Linked DNA regions of Homo sapiens: region 2 is linked to region 1. A link is a loop called in an ENCODE intact Hi-C map of the cell type or tissue named here. Cell type or tissue: natural killer cell. All regions are shown on one strand.

What was found. Hi-C counts contacts between places; a loop is a spot of excess contacts. Peaks named below come from ENCODE experiments on the same cell type or tissue, not always from the same donor. Only the 100,000 strongest peaks of a DNase experiment are listed, where the experiment ranks them.
Region 2: a loop joins it to region 1, with 4 times the contacts of the local background. A loop is called at or near these places in 92 of 110 quality-filtered maps.

The regions. Positions count from the first base shown.
Region 1 is chr14:35,412,926-35,420,925 of GRCh38, forward strand. No RefSeq gene overlaps it. Among named protein-coding and RNA genes, the nearest start is that of NFKBIA, 12 kb to the left of the region's middle. In natural killer cell, CTCF peaks have their summits at 524 (motif pointing left) and 725; DNase peaks (open chromatin) are centred at 506, 3,386 and 4,136; H3K27ac peaks cover 3,675 bases.
Region 2 is chr14:35,329,572-35,337,571 of GRCh38, forward strand. No RefSeq gene overlaps it. Among named protein-coding and RNA genes, the nearest start is that of PSMA6, 41 kb to the left of the region's middle. RefSeq lists enhancers at 2,092-2,386, 2,552-3,473, 3,484-4,093, 6,978-7,499. In natural killer cell, no CTCF peak of the experiment used is centred here; DNase peaks (open chromatin) are centred at 3,620 and 4,480; H3K27ac peaks cover 2,001 bases.

The sequences.
Region 1 (8,000 bases):
GTAGTGATTATTTGGCCAAAAACACTGATATTTTCAGAAAGTGAAGCAGATTAATGCATCACCAAATCTTTAAATGCTAATATTTGAAAATTGGGCCAGTTTGGAGGAGTGTGAGAAAAGAGGGAATGGGGTGCCCCTGTACTCATTGATTGAAACTCAAGAAGCTAGGTGGAAATGGGTGAGGTTGACAGCACAGGTATGGGTTTTGCTAGAAATCTAAATGAACATCATGAATAGAGAGTAGGGAAGCACACAGATAACCCAGTCTCGATGTTGGCTCTTCCGCCTTTAGGGATCAGGTTCATCTCCAGGTTGCCAGGGCATCAGGAAAGCACCTCGCTGGATTTCAGGGCAGGAGGAGGGGAGTCACAGGGTAAAGGGAAGAGGCTACACACAGAGCAGGAGCAGGGGCTATGGGAGTTAGGGAGGGAGCCGAGGGGGAATTTTCCCTTCACAAATGGCAGGGCAGAACACCAACATGAGGAACACAGTATATGCATGGTGCTGTCTGCAGTGACATCTTCTGGCCATTTGTGGAAGAAGTTTTCTCTGAGGCATCACCGATTCTTGAGAAGAGGAATTTAGGAATGTTGAGTTGAGGAGGTACACCGAGACTGGATATGAAGTTGTGATTGTGGTACATCACTTAACACAGTCCCAAAGGAAAGACCCCCACTTTATCTGTGAGTGTTAGTTTTCCTTCAGTGCCTGTTGCCAGTCAGCTCAGTGCATCCTGCTATTGACACGATACCCGGACCATCCTCTTCCTTCCATCTTCACTGTCCCCACGGTAGTGCGGGCTGAGTTGTACCATGGTAGCTTCTTGGTACTTTTTGTTATTGTTGTTGTTTTGAGATGGAGTCTTGCTCTGTTGCCCAGGCTGGAGTGCAATGGTGTGATCTCGGCTCACTGCAACCTCTGCCTCCCAGGTTCAAGTGATTCTCCTGCCTCAGCCTCACCAGTAGCTGGGATTACAGGCACCTGCCACCACACTCAGCTAATTTTTGTATTTTTAGTAGAGACGCAGTTTCACCATGTTGGCCAGACTGGTCTCGAACTCCTGAACTCAGGCAACCCACCCTCCTTGGCCTCCCAAAGTGCTGGGATTACAGGCGCAAGCCTGGCAAAAATGAATTATTTTTAAAGTTGAAACAGAATACCTTCCTGTGATTAAAAAAAACCAAGCAGTCTAAAAATATTACAATTATACAATTAAATCTCTCTTTTGTTTCTTTTTCTTTTTTTTTTTTTTTTTGACTTGTTGCCCAGGCTGGAGTGCAATGGCGCGATCTCGGCTCACTGCAACCTCCGCCTCCTGGGTTCAAGCAATTCTCCTGCTTCAGCCTCCCAAGTAGCTGGGATTACAGGCATGTGCCACCACGCCTGGCTAATTTTTGTATTTTTAGTAGAGACGGGGTTTTACCATGTTGGTCAGCCTGGTCTCAAGCTCCTGACCTCAGGTGATCCACTCACCTCGGCCTCCCAAAGTGCTGGAATTACAGGCATGAGCCACCGTGCCCAGCCTAAATCTCTTTTCACTGAGGCTTCTAATATGCATTTTCATTATATCATTTCCTGTAACAGAGCCTCTGTTGACCTTCCATGGGCTGCAGGAAACGGTCTGAATTCCTCAGCTGCATTTAAAGTCCTCCAGAGTCAGACTCTACCCTGCCCAGCCACTCCTCATCACCATTTCCCCCGAGCACCAACACTGTGCCAGCTGCTCTGGCCTTCATGCAGGCCTCTCCCTGCCTGTCCTAGGACCACCTTCTTTCAGCTTCCTTGCCAGGACCCACCCTTTCCAAAACTCCTTTTCTGTCTTCCTCTTCTTGGAGCCCTCTGCCCTCTTCTAAATCCTGCTAGCTTTTACAGCTTGCCTTGAATATTGGGCCACATATTGTCTTATACTGCTTAGTTATTGCTTGTGTCCCTAGTTAAACACAGAATAGTGTTGGGTGGGGCAGGGGCTGCTGGGTGGGGAGGAGACATTCATTTCTTCTGTGTCTCTCTTACCCTGGGCTTCCCTTGCCATTGATTCAGGCATGAGTATCCCCTTTGCTTCATACCTGTCATAATTTTTCTTGGACCCTCCTCCTCTGTTAATACCTCACTTTGCATGCAATCGATTTCATTCTTTTCTATCTAGAAATTATCTCAAGAGGCCATCGGGTCCAGCTTCTGCTTTCAGGCAAGTAAAGTGTTACCATTCCCATTTTACAAAGGATGCAGACACTCTGAAATAAAGGCTATTAGGAGGATGGGGGCACATCAGAGCCACCATATCCCATCCTATCCTAGAGGAATTGAATGTGAGTAGAAGTGAACAGATTATAAATAGACCTAGATAGTGTCCTCCTTCTCTTCTTTTCTTTTCTGTTGCCTGAGAGTAACCTCTGGGGTGGAGCCCAGGGTAGAGGAGGAAGGCTCCTTTTCAAACCTTCAGTTAAGGAGTTAAGGAGATAGGTGATGTCCTGGAGGCTTGCTTAGTCCAGTTCCCCAGGGCAAGATATCTAACAGGAAATTGGGGCAGAAGCTCTAGTTTAGAGGAATAGATGAGCATTTGCCTGGAGTATTCCCCATGTTAGAAATGTACTGGGGACATAGAATGGTGGGAAGGAAGCAGAATGAGAATGAGTGTTGTTGGTTGAAAGGCCATCTGACAAAGTGATGCATACTTAGACCTCTCATTGAGGACTGCAAGGCTAACGGCCCATGGACATATGACTGGCTGGCCCAGGTAGGGGTGTGGTGGCCAAGGCCCACCTGCTGCCCTTCTGGGGTGCTCTTTAATGGCTTTCAGAAGCAGAGGTATTTGCAACACCAAAATTTCATAAGCTCAAGAGCTTGACCCAGTTTAACAGAGTATACATAAACCAATAATATTTAAAATGAAAAGCCCATTGGTGTACAGAGAATGATGTATGCTTTGCAGTCTGACTAAGGCAACATCTGGAACAACTGATTTCCCAGGAAAGTTTCCCTTGAAGAGGAAACCCTAGGCAGTTTAGATCCGGGTAGACTTCACATCTTGGACTTTGGGCACAGAGAACTTCATTCAAATACTATTACATATGAACATATACTAAATTGTTTTATAAAAGTGGTACAGGAGGCTATTTGACGTATTGAGCCTCAGGGCATCACTGCAGCTTTCTGTTGTTAAAGGCCTTAACCTTCTCACTTTGTCTTTTCACTAGCAAGATTGAGTCTATCGATTTGTCAGGCCAGCTCAGTGACAAGACTGGAAATTAACTTAGAGGTATATGGGAGGGTTGTTGTCTGCAGGGTGTTGAACTGAGGCTAAAAATAGGTGGGGATTCCTGGGGCAGCCTCCTTCGTGGTCACAGGCACCACAAAAGGAAAACTCAGCAGGGAAATTTGCTTTCGAGCCCTGCCCACAAGGGAGGGTAAAAGCCCCCACCTCTGTTGCTCCCCACAGGAAAAGCTCAGGGTGACAGTGAGTTTGGTGCTTTCAAAATGTCAGGGCTCTCACAGACAGGCTGTCACCCCTTCCCGCCCCCAGACTTCTGATCAGAGGCTTTCCCTCTGGGTAAATTCACTTTCTTAGTTCAAGCTCAAATGTCTGTCCCTGACTGCCTGTAGCTATGTTTTGTCGCAGGCCTGATTAAGATAAAGGGAATGTGAAATATTGACACAACAGGGTTAATATGGGGGAGAAAAAAAACTCTAAAGAAGCAAAGCACTGTAGGTAGGGAAAGCAAAACCCATTAATCTGTCAAGCATTTATGAAGCTCTTTTTTTTTTTTTTTTGGTGCCTGGCACTATGCTGTGATATGGAGCATAATAAAAATAAATTTTTATTTATAAAATAAAAATAAATATGGCTCCTGCTCTCAAGGCGCTTCTAGGCTGGTGAGAAGACCAGCAGGTAAATGAGTAATTCTAGTAGGGAGTGATCAGAGATGTGGCCGAGGCCTGAACAAAGTGGCCTGGGAGCATGAGGCGAGGGAAGCCACACCACACTGAGAGGGATGGTCCAGGGCAGCTATTGAAAGACAAGTCAGAGTCAGGAGTGGGAAGAAGGATGTGCAGGCAGAGGGTTAAGCCTGTGGTGGGGCTGGGAGGTGTGAAAGCAGCTTCACAGGGCTTGCTGTGTGGTAGCGGGATATGAGTAGGCAGGAAAGACACAGCACACAGTCATGTGACCGAGCCGAGAAGCTGGGCCTGCACCCTGAAAGCTGTGGTGGATTACTGATCAGGTGTATGCTTTAGAAGACAGTGTGGCAAATAAACTGGAGTAGGTTAGGCATGAGGCTGGTGGCCAGTTAAAGACAGTGACTGGAGGCCAGGTGCAGTGGCTCATGCCTGTAATCCCAGCACTTTGGGAGGCTGAGGCAGGTGGATCACCTGAGGTCAGGAGTTTGAGACTAGCCTGGCCAACATGGTGAAACCCCGTCTCTGCTAAAAATACAAAAATTAGCTGAATGCAGTGGCGCATGCCTGTAATCCCAGCCACTCGGGAGGCTGAGGCAGGAGAATCACTTGAACCCGGGAGGTGGAGGTTGCAGTGAGCCGAGATATCACACGACTGCACTCCTGCACTCCAGCCTGGGCGACAGAGCAAGACTCTGTAAAAATAAAAACAACAACAACAACAAAAAAAAAAAAACAAAGACAGTGACTGGAAAGTGAGATGGCTACAGAGAAATCTAAGAACAAGGATTTTGAGGTCTGAGTGACTGATTGGATGTGAAGGAGACAAGGAAGAATCTAGGAGCTCTGTTTCTGACTTTGGTTATGTAGTGGAAAAACAGGAGGAAGAGCAGGTTGAGGGGAAGATGATGGGCTCCATCCTGGACACACTAATTTCAAGATCCTGGTAGATACAAACAGCCAATTTAATGTGGAGAGTTCTAAGAGCATGCAGTATATTGGAAGTCATTGACTTATTTGAGAAACGGACAAAGCCACCCAGGAATTGTGTGTAGAAGTCCAAACACCAAGACTGGGAACACCCAAAGAGGTGAGCTTGGCTGAGAAGCCAGCCAAGGAAACTGAGGAAAAGCATCCAGAGAGATGTGAGGAAAAGCAGAAGACAGGGCTGCCCAAAACCTGAAGACCGTGAGAAGTACAAGAAAGTGGTCTTTGTAAACCAAGTGTCAAGTATGGCAAGATTGTGTGTCTATAGGAAACTGCACAGATAAGCTAAAGCTCATGAATTCAGGCTAACTTGAGAAGAGAAAGGCCAGACTGAAAGAAAAGAAAGTTTTATTTAAGATATGATGTTTAATTACTTTTAAATACACAATTACAGGCTAACTAAAGGGCTCCTTCAGGGCTGTGATTCAAAGATTTACAATTATTTCATTAAAAGCACATAATGAAAACGTGGCATCTCTTTCATTTTATCAGTAAACAGATGGAAGTTGATGAAGTTAAGTGATGTGCTCAAGGTCACACAATGAAACAAATTGGACTAAAACCCAGATCTCTAGATATTGAGCCTGGTGCTCCTTCCTCTATATCGGTGGTTGGTACAAACTTTGGCTTGTATTAGAGTCACCTGGAGGGTTGTTAAACCACAGCTTGCTGGGCCACCCCCCAGAGATTTTTATTCAGTAAATCTGGGTTGAGGCCTGAGAATGCATTTCTTACCAGTTGCAGGTTACCTATTGCTTCTGGCCCAGGACCACATTGAGGACCACTCCTCCGTATAAGCCTCTTTATCTCTAACACTTAAAATACTCAAGGGTTCTAGAAGGGAGTTAGGTCTTTCAGGTTGCTTAATCATTTTCTCAGAAACCCTCCTTATACTATTAGTTTGCTTAAAAAGAATATTTTCTTCATGAAAACAGTCTCCTTGAACTTTATTCATTGAAAACACTCAAGCTGTTCTAGATAGACACTGTTCTGGGCATTAAAGATATAGTAAAATACTTTGTCCTCAGAGTCCAGGCACGGTGGCTCACACTTGTAATCCCTAATCCCAACATTTTGGGAGGCCGAGGCGAGAGGACTGCTTGAGCTCAGGAATCTGAGACCAGCCTGGGCAACATGGTGAAAACCCATCTCAAAATAAAATACAAATAATACAAAAATTAGCCTGGTGTGGTGTCGTGCACCTATAGTCCCAGCTACTTGGGAGGCTGAGGCGTAAGAATCACCTGAGCCTAAGAGGTCGAGGCTGCAGTGAGCCGAGATCGCACCACTGCACTCCAGCCTGGGCGACAGAGTAAGACCTTGTCTCCAAAAAAAAAAAAAAAAAAAAAAAAGGAACAAAAAAAACCTCTGTCCTCAGAGAGTTTACCTTGTGTAGGAGATACTAATAACACAAAATAAAAGAATATAATATGTTAGCAAGAGTGCTAAGGAGGAAAAAAGAAATCAAGGAAAAGTGTAGAAATGTAGGGCAGGAGAGCATGTTGACATTTTAGGTAGGGTGGCCAGAGTAGACAAGAAGGCAACCATGAAGTAAATACTTTTTTGTTGTTGTTGTTGTCTGGCTAGAGTGCAATGAGGTGATCTCGGCTCACTGCAGCCTTGACTTCCTGGGCTCAAGCAATCCTCCCACCTCAGCCTCCCAAGTAGCTGAGACTACTACAGGCATGCACCTGCAAGCCTGGCTAATTTTTTTTTTTTTTTTGTATGTTTAGTAGAGACGGTGTCTCACCACATTGCTCAGGCTGGCCTTGAACTTCTGAGCTCAAGCAATACACCTGCCTCGGCCTCCCAAAGTGCTAGGTGTACAAGCGTGAGCCACCATGCCTGGCTGAAGTGAAGACCTGAATGAAGAGCGTGAGCTGTGTGGCTGTGCAGGAAGGAGGGGCCAGGCGGTCTTCAGTGAGTGCAGAGGCCCGGAGAAGGATGCACCTTCAGGGACAGCAGGGAGTCAGCATGGGGGAAGTCGTGTGAGTCAGGGGAGTAATAGGAAATGAAATCAGAGGTAACAGAATGCCAGATCAATGCTGGGACCTTAGGAACTGATTTTGACAATATTTAGTAAATTCCCCTAGAAAATATCACTCCATTTCTCTTGCTTTAAAACATATTTTGAGGGAACTTTAGGTCCCAGCCTTGAGTGGGCCCCAGAAGCTCCCAATCCTAAAGGGTATAGAAGTTCCCTCCACAAAGTGGCTGATCAGTGTGCCAAGTTGCGTGTTTTCCCAAAGCAACAGAGTACAGACCCATATGGAGAGACGTATATGGAAGGAAATAGGTTTCTTTGGCCACCTTTTCTGTATAAATGTGCCCTACTCCATCCTCCCCCAACCCACACCCCAACTCCTATCCTCAGCTTCTTCACTAAATTCCAAGTGAATTGCCCTGGCAATGTCTACCACATTTTTTCTGTATTACGAATTTCATCGTCTACACTTCTGGGAAAAATTAACCCCACCCTTATGACTTGTGAGCTGTGGCTCAGACCTTCAGTCCTTTTTATGGTCAAGCTTTTGGGTCTTGGCCCACCCACAACCACCTGTAATGGGAAAAAAACCTCATTAAAACATTAAAGGACTTTTTGTCATCCTGGAAGGTTACTAAACTTATATTCGAACAAATAGAAATCTTCAAAGTATAATAGTTGCCACAGTCAAAGGCAGATTACTAGGCTGAATAGATCATTGGTCTAAGAAAGTTGTGGAAAAAAAATCATGTCCTTTGCAGCGACACAGATGCAGCTGGAGGTCATTATCCTAAGTGAATTAGTGCAGGAACAGAAAACCACATGCTGCGTGTTATCACTTATAAGTGGGAGCTAAACACTGGGTCACATGGACATAAAGATGGTAACAGTAGACACTGAGGACTACAGAAGGGAGAAGGGAGGGAGGGGGGGAAGAGACTGAAAAACTAGCTCCTGGGTACTATGCTCACTACCTGGGTGACAGGTTCCATTATACCCCAAACCTCAGCATCACTTATTACACCCTTGTCACAAACATGCACATGTACCCCCTGAATCTAGTACTTGACTATGTTGTCTTGGAACCTGGAGCTAGGTCCTGCAAAAAAAACTTGGAACTATAAAGATGCAGTCC
Region 2 (8,000 bases), 83 kb before region 1:
TCATGCCTGTAATCCCAGCTCTTTGGGAGGCCGAGGCGGGTGGATCACTTCTGGCCAGGAGCTCGAGACTAGCCTGGCCAACATAGTGAAACCCCATCTCTACTAAAAATACAAAAATTTTTCGGGCATGGTGGCGCATGCCTATAATCCCAGCTACTCAGGAGGCTGAGGCAGGAGAATCACTTGAACCCGGGAGGTGGAAGTTGCAGTGAGCTGAGATCGCATCACTGCACTCCAGCCTGGGTGACAGAGTGAGACCTTGTCTCAAAACAAAACAAAACAGAATAATAATAACAATTGCCAAAAACCAGAAGCAAGCAAGATGACCTTCAATAGGTGAGTGGAAAACAAACTGTTGTGCATCTATACCATGAAATATTATTCGGCACTAAAATAAAATGAGCTATCAAGCCACAAAAAGACATGGAAAAATCTTAAGTGCATATTGCAGGTGAAAGAAGCCCATCTGAAAAGGTTACTTACTGTATGAATCCAACTATATGACTTTCTGGAAAAGTAAAAACTATAGAGACAGTAAAAAAAGAATGGTTGGTGGGGTGTGGTGGCTCACACCTGTAATCCCAGCACTTTGGGAGGCCAAGGCGAGCGGATCACCTGAGGTTGGGAGTTTGAGACCAGACTGACCAACATGGAGAAACCCCATCTCTACTAAAAATACAAAATTAGCTGGACATGGTGGCGCATGCCTGTAATCCCAGCTACTTGGGAGGCTGAGGCAGGAGAATCGCTTGAACCTGGGAGGCGGAGGTTGCAGTGAGCCGAGATTGCGCCACTGCACTCCAGCCTGGGCAACAAGAGCAAAAGTCCGTCTCAAGAAAAAAAAAAAAAAGATAACGGTTGCTGGGAGTTCAGAGTGGGGTGGGAAGAAATGGGAAGTGGAGAGGGATGAATAGGTGAAACACCAGTTCAGGGCAGTGAAACCTGGGTTTGGTATGGTAATCATGGATGCATGACATTTGCCTTTATCAAACCCCATAGAAATGTACAATACAAAAAGTAAGCCTTAATATAAAATATGGACTTTAATAATAATGTGTCAGTATTAGTTCATGAATTGTAACAAATGTGCCACACCAAAGCAAGATACTGATAATAGGGAAAGTTGATGTGGGGTGGTGAACTCTCCACACAATCTGCTCAGTTTGGATGGGCGCGGTGGCTCATGCCTGTAATCCCAGCACTTTGGGAGGCGGAGGCGGGAGGATCACTTGAGCCCAGGAGCTCCAGACTAGCGTGGGCAACACAGGGAGACCCTGTTTCTACAAAAAATTAAAATATTGGCCAGGCAAGGTGGTTCATGCCTGTAATCCCAGCACTCTGGGAGGCCGAGGTGGGCGGATCATGAGGTCAGGAGTTCAAGACCAGCCTGCCCAACATAATGAAACCCCGTCTCTACTAAAAACACAAAAAATGGACAGACGCAGTGGCTCACGCCTGTAATCCCAGCAATTTGGAAGGCCAAGGTGAACGGATCACGAGGTCAGGAGATCAAGACCAGCCTGGCCAACATGGTAAAACCCCATCTCTACTAAAATACAAAAAATTAGCCATGCATGGTGGCACGCACCTGTAATCCCAGCTACTTGGGAGGCTGAGGCAGGAGAATCACTTAAACCCAGGAGGCAAAGGTTGCAGTGAACTGAGACAGTGCCACTGCACTCCAGCCTGGTGACAGAGCAAGACTCTGTCTCAAAAAAAAAAAAAAAAAAAATTAGCCAGCCATGGTGGTGTACGTCTGTAGTCCCAGCTACTTGGGAGACTGAGGCAGGAGAATTGCTTGAATCCGGGAGACGGAGGTTGCGGTGAGCCGAGATCACGCCACTGCCCTCCAGCCTGGGCAACAGAGCGAGACTCCGTCTCAAAAAAAAAAATTAAAATATTAGCTGGGCCCGGTGGCACATGCCTGTAACCCCAGCTAATTGGGAGGCTGAGGTGGGAGAATTGCTTGAGCCCAGGAGTTCCAGGCTATAAAGTTCTAGGCCCTCAGCCCTGGTCTATCAAGTCCAAGTCTCGCAGGACACTGCTGTGGGCATGAGTCTTTCGAGAGTGTGGCCCAGTCAGGCCTGGAGTATGCTACTGCTTGGGAAGCACTGTGGGCAGCGGCTGCAGGTGACAAGATCACAGTCAAGTGTATTTGGGGCTCATCCGCCTGTGCTGCTCTCTTGGTCAGTGGGCAGCTTACTGGTGTGCTGAGTCAAATGCATTTTCAGAAGGTGACCTTGTGCCTTAGGCTTATGTCATCTGTGCCTTTGCTGACGTCATCCTCGACTCCAGCAGCCAGACCAGGGGATAACAAATGCAAATGTCTAACAGTAATTAACTCTTAGCAGCAACCTCAGCCTGGGGCTCCCCTTTCCAGGGCTTGTGGCAGCTCCACCGGGCCCTGCTGCAGCCCCTTGTCATTGAGAGGCCTCTCCCACATCCAGAGATACGAGGGGAATGTAGGGAAATGTGCATTTAGACGAAGGAAATGCATTGTCCCAAATGGCAAGTGGAGTGGCATAAACTTTGGTGAAGCTGCTGACACCCCTTTATCACAAGAAGATCGTTTGGATTAGGGGTGTGCTTTCCACAGAAATCAGGCTCTGGCCTTACTGCAGGGGGGTGACCTGTAAACCTCAGAGTTAACACAGTGGTTTAGGTTTCACCGAGTGCACTACGGTGATTAAGTCTCCACTGAGGACTGGAATGAGGAAGAAAAGGAGAAGCAGAAGAAGAACAGGAAAGACCTGTTCCCTGGGCAGAAGAGGGATGATCTGGGGAGAGCCCCAGCGAACAGCCCCAGAGTGCCGGGCCTAGCTGGGGTTTTCCAGGGATAGAGGCCGTGAGCAGCAGTGCGGATGTTGGCCGCGTCTAGCCGTCTGCTTAATAACTACCTCAGAGACCTGTTTGCCCCGCTCGGTAAAACTGGGGCCACGCTGCTTGGGCAGCCTCCAGGCGCCTGGCTGCCACTTTTTCTAGGAACTTATACAAGTCCTCATCAAGAGGGAGGGCAAAAAATTGTCGGTGAAGATGGCTGTGCTGGCATTTTGTAAGTGACAGTGGTCAAGCTCTAAGTTGTGGATGGACACGGCAGGGGGCAAAATCACCTCCTCTAAAAAACGGCCTAGCGATCCTAATGGATTGGCCGTAGAGACCCATCATTGCAGGGAGACCTGGGAAGGCCACCTGCTTCCCTGTGCCTCTGTGTCCTCAGCCACCTGAGAAAGTGTACTTCAAGAGGGAACCCAGGGAAGAAGGCTGTACAGGGTCCATGTTATTGCACCATCTCCTGTCAATTTAGGAGACATTTTCTTAATACTTCTTATTGATCAACGAATATTTTTGAGCCCCTCCTGTAAGTCAGACCCTGCTCCGGGGCACAGGGTGATGACCAAGACGGACTAAGTCTCCCCAGGGGCTAAGAATTTAGGCCCTTGCAGAGTATCTCCTCCAAGTTATTGAGCTGCCACTGAGATATCTGTGGCCACTTTGCATCCTGTCTGCATCCAGCAGGGTGGCAGTCCAGGCCTTTACAGAAGCAGACTGGGCATGAAGACATTTCTTGTGAAAAACCAGCTTCCAGGCCTCCTTCCTGGGAGGGACTCTGTGAGTGCCACGCCCAGGGCCCTGCAGCAGGTCGTGAGCAGATGCCTCTAATGATTCAAAGCTACCAACAATACTGTAAGAGGCCCCTTTCCTGCCAAAGACTACGTGGAGATCCCTTCTGGGTTTTTCTTTTTCTTTTTCTTTCTCTGTGAAGTGTACTTAAAAAAACAAAAGGTCATTGTAAAACAGGGTATTATGCTGTTTCTTCTAAAGCAGGAGGGGCTGCAGGTGCTCACAGCTGATTTCTCATTTCTGAAAAACCCTAGTTCCAGGCCTACCTTGAAGGGAGGGGCTCCTGGGAGGGAGATAAATAGTCGTATGAGGCCCTGTCCAGACACTGACACACCAGACAATCCAGCAACACTGCGGGTCGGAGGACCCTGCTGAACAGGTCGTAGCCAACAGCTCCAGGTGGCTGCATCCTAGCACCAAAGCCAGGAGACAAGAGCCCTGACTACAGGGGTGCGGAAAGGGGCACTCGCAGCCCCAGGCTTCCAGCCGCCAGAATCAAGTGCTGGGACTTCCAGCTTCCCCACAGTCAGAGCCTGACTGAATTCTCAGTCCACAGCTGAGTTATTTACAGCCTCAGTTTTTCTCTTCTGAAAAAAAGGGGTATAAACCACAGGATCCATCTCAAAGAAGTGCTATGAGGAAAAAATGACACAATGCATTTAAAGTGCAGAGAAGACACCAGCTACGCTGTGGCAGCAGAGTATGGCAGCGCCCTTCCAGAACGGCTCTCTAGTGCTGTTAAGTTTCCCCAGCATCCTGACCAGTCACTACCAAAATGTGATTTCCTGCGAACATTGTCACCCAAGCAGTGTGGTCAGGCAGGCAGAAGCCAGCCTGAAGTTTACAAATGTCTCTCTTCAGCCAGGGCAGAGCAGGTGAGGCCCTGCGTCACCCGCGCAAGGCTTGTGGTTCAGCCAGGGAGACAACGTCCTACTTCTTTCAGGGTGACCATGTTCTTCCTGGGCGCTCATTTCCTCGTGACACCCATAGGCGGCAGCTTTTCCCTATGGGGGTCCCTGGCCTTTAGGGCAAGTCCTGCCCTGTCTAGAGCCTTCTCCTCCTGGAGGAGCACACACGATGGCACCAAGCTGCTCTGACCCTGCCAGGAGCCAAAACAGCCTCTGGGAGCTCCAAGGGGCGCCCCGGGCTCAGGGTCATCTCCCACACCTTCCCTTCCCATCCCGAGGCCTGCAGAGCCCTCAAGGGCTCAGTGGCCCTGGCTCAGCTGGACCCCAGCACAGACAGGGAGGCCTCTGACCTGCACCCAGAGCCTGCCTCCCAGGGCTTCCTCACCCCAGTGTCCTAGGAGGGGGTGGCACAGATGGAGAGAGGCCAGAGGCTGCCACTCAGGAGTATGTGAGTCAAGGCTTGCTTGGGAGGTAGGGGCAGAGGTGGAGATGCCCAGGGGGCCAGGAGAAAGGGGAGGAGAGATTGGGAAATGAAGCCCTTCTGGGGCTGCCAGCTCCCCTCTACAGCTTTAGGCCATGCCAGGGGGCCCTGAAGTGAGTCAGCCCCTACAGAAAGCCCAGGCTTTCTGTAGAAAAGAGTTTCGCTTTTTTTTTTTTTGAGACAGAGTCTTGCTCTGTCACCCAGGCTGGAGTGCAGTGGCACGATCTCGGCTCACTGCAAGCTCCGCCTCCCGGGTTCACACCATTCTCCTGCCTCAGCCTCCTGAGTAACTGGGACTACAGGCGCCCGCCACCACGCCCGGCTAATTTTTTTGTATTTTTAGTAGAGACACAGGGTTTCACCGTGTTAGCCAGGATGGCCTCGATCTCCTGACCTCGTGATCCACCTGCCTTGGCCTCCCAAAGTGCTGGGATTACAGGTGTGAGCCACCACACCTGGCCAGAGTTTTGCTCTTGCCCAGACTGGCCAGGCTGGAGTGCAGTGGCGCCATCTCGGCTCACTACAACCTCTGCCTCCCGGGTTCAAGCAATTCTCCTGCCTTGGCCTCCTGAGTAGCTGGGACTACAGGCACGCGCCAGCACACCCAGCTAAGTTTTGTATTTTTTTTAGTAGAGATGGGGTTTCACCATGTTGGCCAGGATGGTCTCAATCTCTTGACCTCGTGATCTGCCCGCCTCAGCCTCCCAAAGTGCTAGGATTACAAGCGTGAGCCACCCGGCCCACTATTCCAGTTATTTTAAGATGTACATAAATTATTATGTTATCATACACTAGATTTTATTGAATCTACCATTTCACATTCTTATTGAGAGTGTAACCTCTTGAAGCCTACTGGTGCAGGAGGGATTTTGCAACCTTCCTTTGGCTTTTGTCACCTATGGAAAACTACAAACCAGCTTGCCTATCCGGTGATTGGAACCAGGAGGATTGCCGGCCTTGGGTCTGGAAATCCTATCCCATGTGTCTTCCTTCCTCCCTCCCTCCCTTCCTTGGTTCCTTCCTTCCCCTGACTAGGCCCCAGAGGGGTGGGGAGGCCTTCCTGGGCCTGGCATCAGGGCTCCTGGGCTCCCAGCCAAGTGTCCAGAGGTCACTCCTCCTGGCATCTGGATCCTTCTTATCTTCCTGAGACATAGGAGGCTCCTGCTCTGGAGATGACTGAAGGGAAAACACCTGTATTTCCAGGGCCTTGGAAATAGCCTGCTCCAGCCGGCCTTCCCGGGAGAAACTGAGAAAGGACATTGGTCCGAAGCATTTCTCTTTCGGTTTGTGCTGCGCTGAGCCTGTCCTGTGATGCGGCCCTCACCAACCAAGGACTGAACGAGAGGGACTCCATGCGAACCTGCTCAGCATACAGCAGGTGCCTCGTGGATATTCTTCCCTAAGGCTCCAGGCCAGCCAAGCACTGCATTAACCAGGTTCGGATGAACTTTAGAATGTACGCATCTGAGCTGTCATAGTTTTTTGTTTTCTTGTTTTTTTGAGATGGAGTTTCGCTCTTTCACCCAGGCTGGAGTGAAATGCCGCGATCTCAGCTCACTGCAACCTCTGCCTCCTGGGTTCAAGCCATTCTCCTGCCTCAGCCTCCCAAGTATCTGCGATTACAGGCTCCTGCCACCATGTCCAGCTAATTTTTTGTATTTTTAGTAGAGACAGGGTTTCACCATGTTGGCCAGGCTGGTCTTGAATTCCTGACCTCAGGTGATCCACCCACCTCGGCCTCCCAAAATGCTGGGATTACAGGCATGAACCACTCTACCTGACCCATAGTTCTTAAATTTAAAATCTTGATATGCTGGTGGATATGCAGCTTGATTTCTTTAAGCCGACATGGCCTGACTTTTTCAGATTCTCAGCCTGTGTTGGAGGGCTGTTGAGTGTTCTTTCTATGCAGAAAGTACGCCTGCCGTCCTCTGTTTTGTAATCGCCACCCCATCCCTGCCCAACACACACACCCACACAGCCGCAGTTACGCCGGGTCCAGCAACGCACGAACCAAGTGGAAGGTCAAGGGCTGGGGCTCCGTTTCCCTCCCCTTGAAGCTGTTTGGTTTGCTCTTGTCCCAGCCCCTGACTGAGCCGCCAGCCCAGAACGGGGGCAGCCCTCCCCCATGCAGTCAGGGCCAGAGGAGCATAATATTGCCCCCCCGGGTGCAGCCTTAGGTGCAGGAGCGTTGGGAATTTTCCATCTTGCTCTGCAGCCTGGCTTCTTAGGTCATCGTCCTGCTGCTGACATAGGCCTGGGTTGGGCGAGTTTCCTGCAGGTCAGCGAGGGCGCGGAGGCAGCGCCTGAGCCTGCTCAGGGCCTGGCTTCCTGCCTGCTGTGAGGAAGGGTGGAGGAGGGGTTCGAGGCCTCAACCATCCCTTGGCCCAGAGCCTCAGGCCAAGCAGCCTCCGCCTCTGCCCAGGCCTGTCTCCTCCCGGCCTCCTGCTCTCCTGTTTCCTAAAGCTTTCCCGCTGGGTGGCTCCCAGTTCTTCCAGAAATCCCCTCCAGGAAATTTGCTTGTTGCCACAAAATAATGCAAATCTGTTCCTGGGGCCGCCCAGGCAACCTGCAGTCTCTGTCTCCCCAAGACCTGAGGAGGGAGGGCGAGGCAGGCCCTGTGCCCGTCAGGGTCCCTTTTCCAGCCATGAGGACAAAGGATAAGCCGCACCCTCGTCACCCTCTCATAAGCTGCAAGAGAAAGTTCCTGGTTTTACCTCTAAGGGAACCAGCTCCACCTAGGGAAAGGCCACACAGGACCCTCAAAGGCACCAAGGTCTTTTTTCTATTTAATATCTAAAACAGTCTGAATATATTAAAGTTTATGCTCATGTTTGGCATTTGTTTATCTGTTTCTCGAACTTCAACTCCCTGCCGTGTCTGGAGCAGAAAGTGAAGGCCCATGGATAACACTTCTGCGTGCCACAGTCCTAGGTGGTGACCAATGCAGGGATGCACAGGTGCCGTGTGGCCTTCTGCAGGCCAGGCCC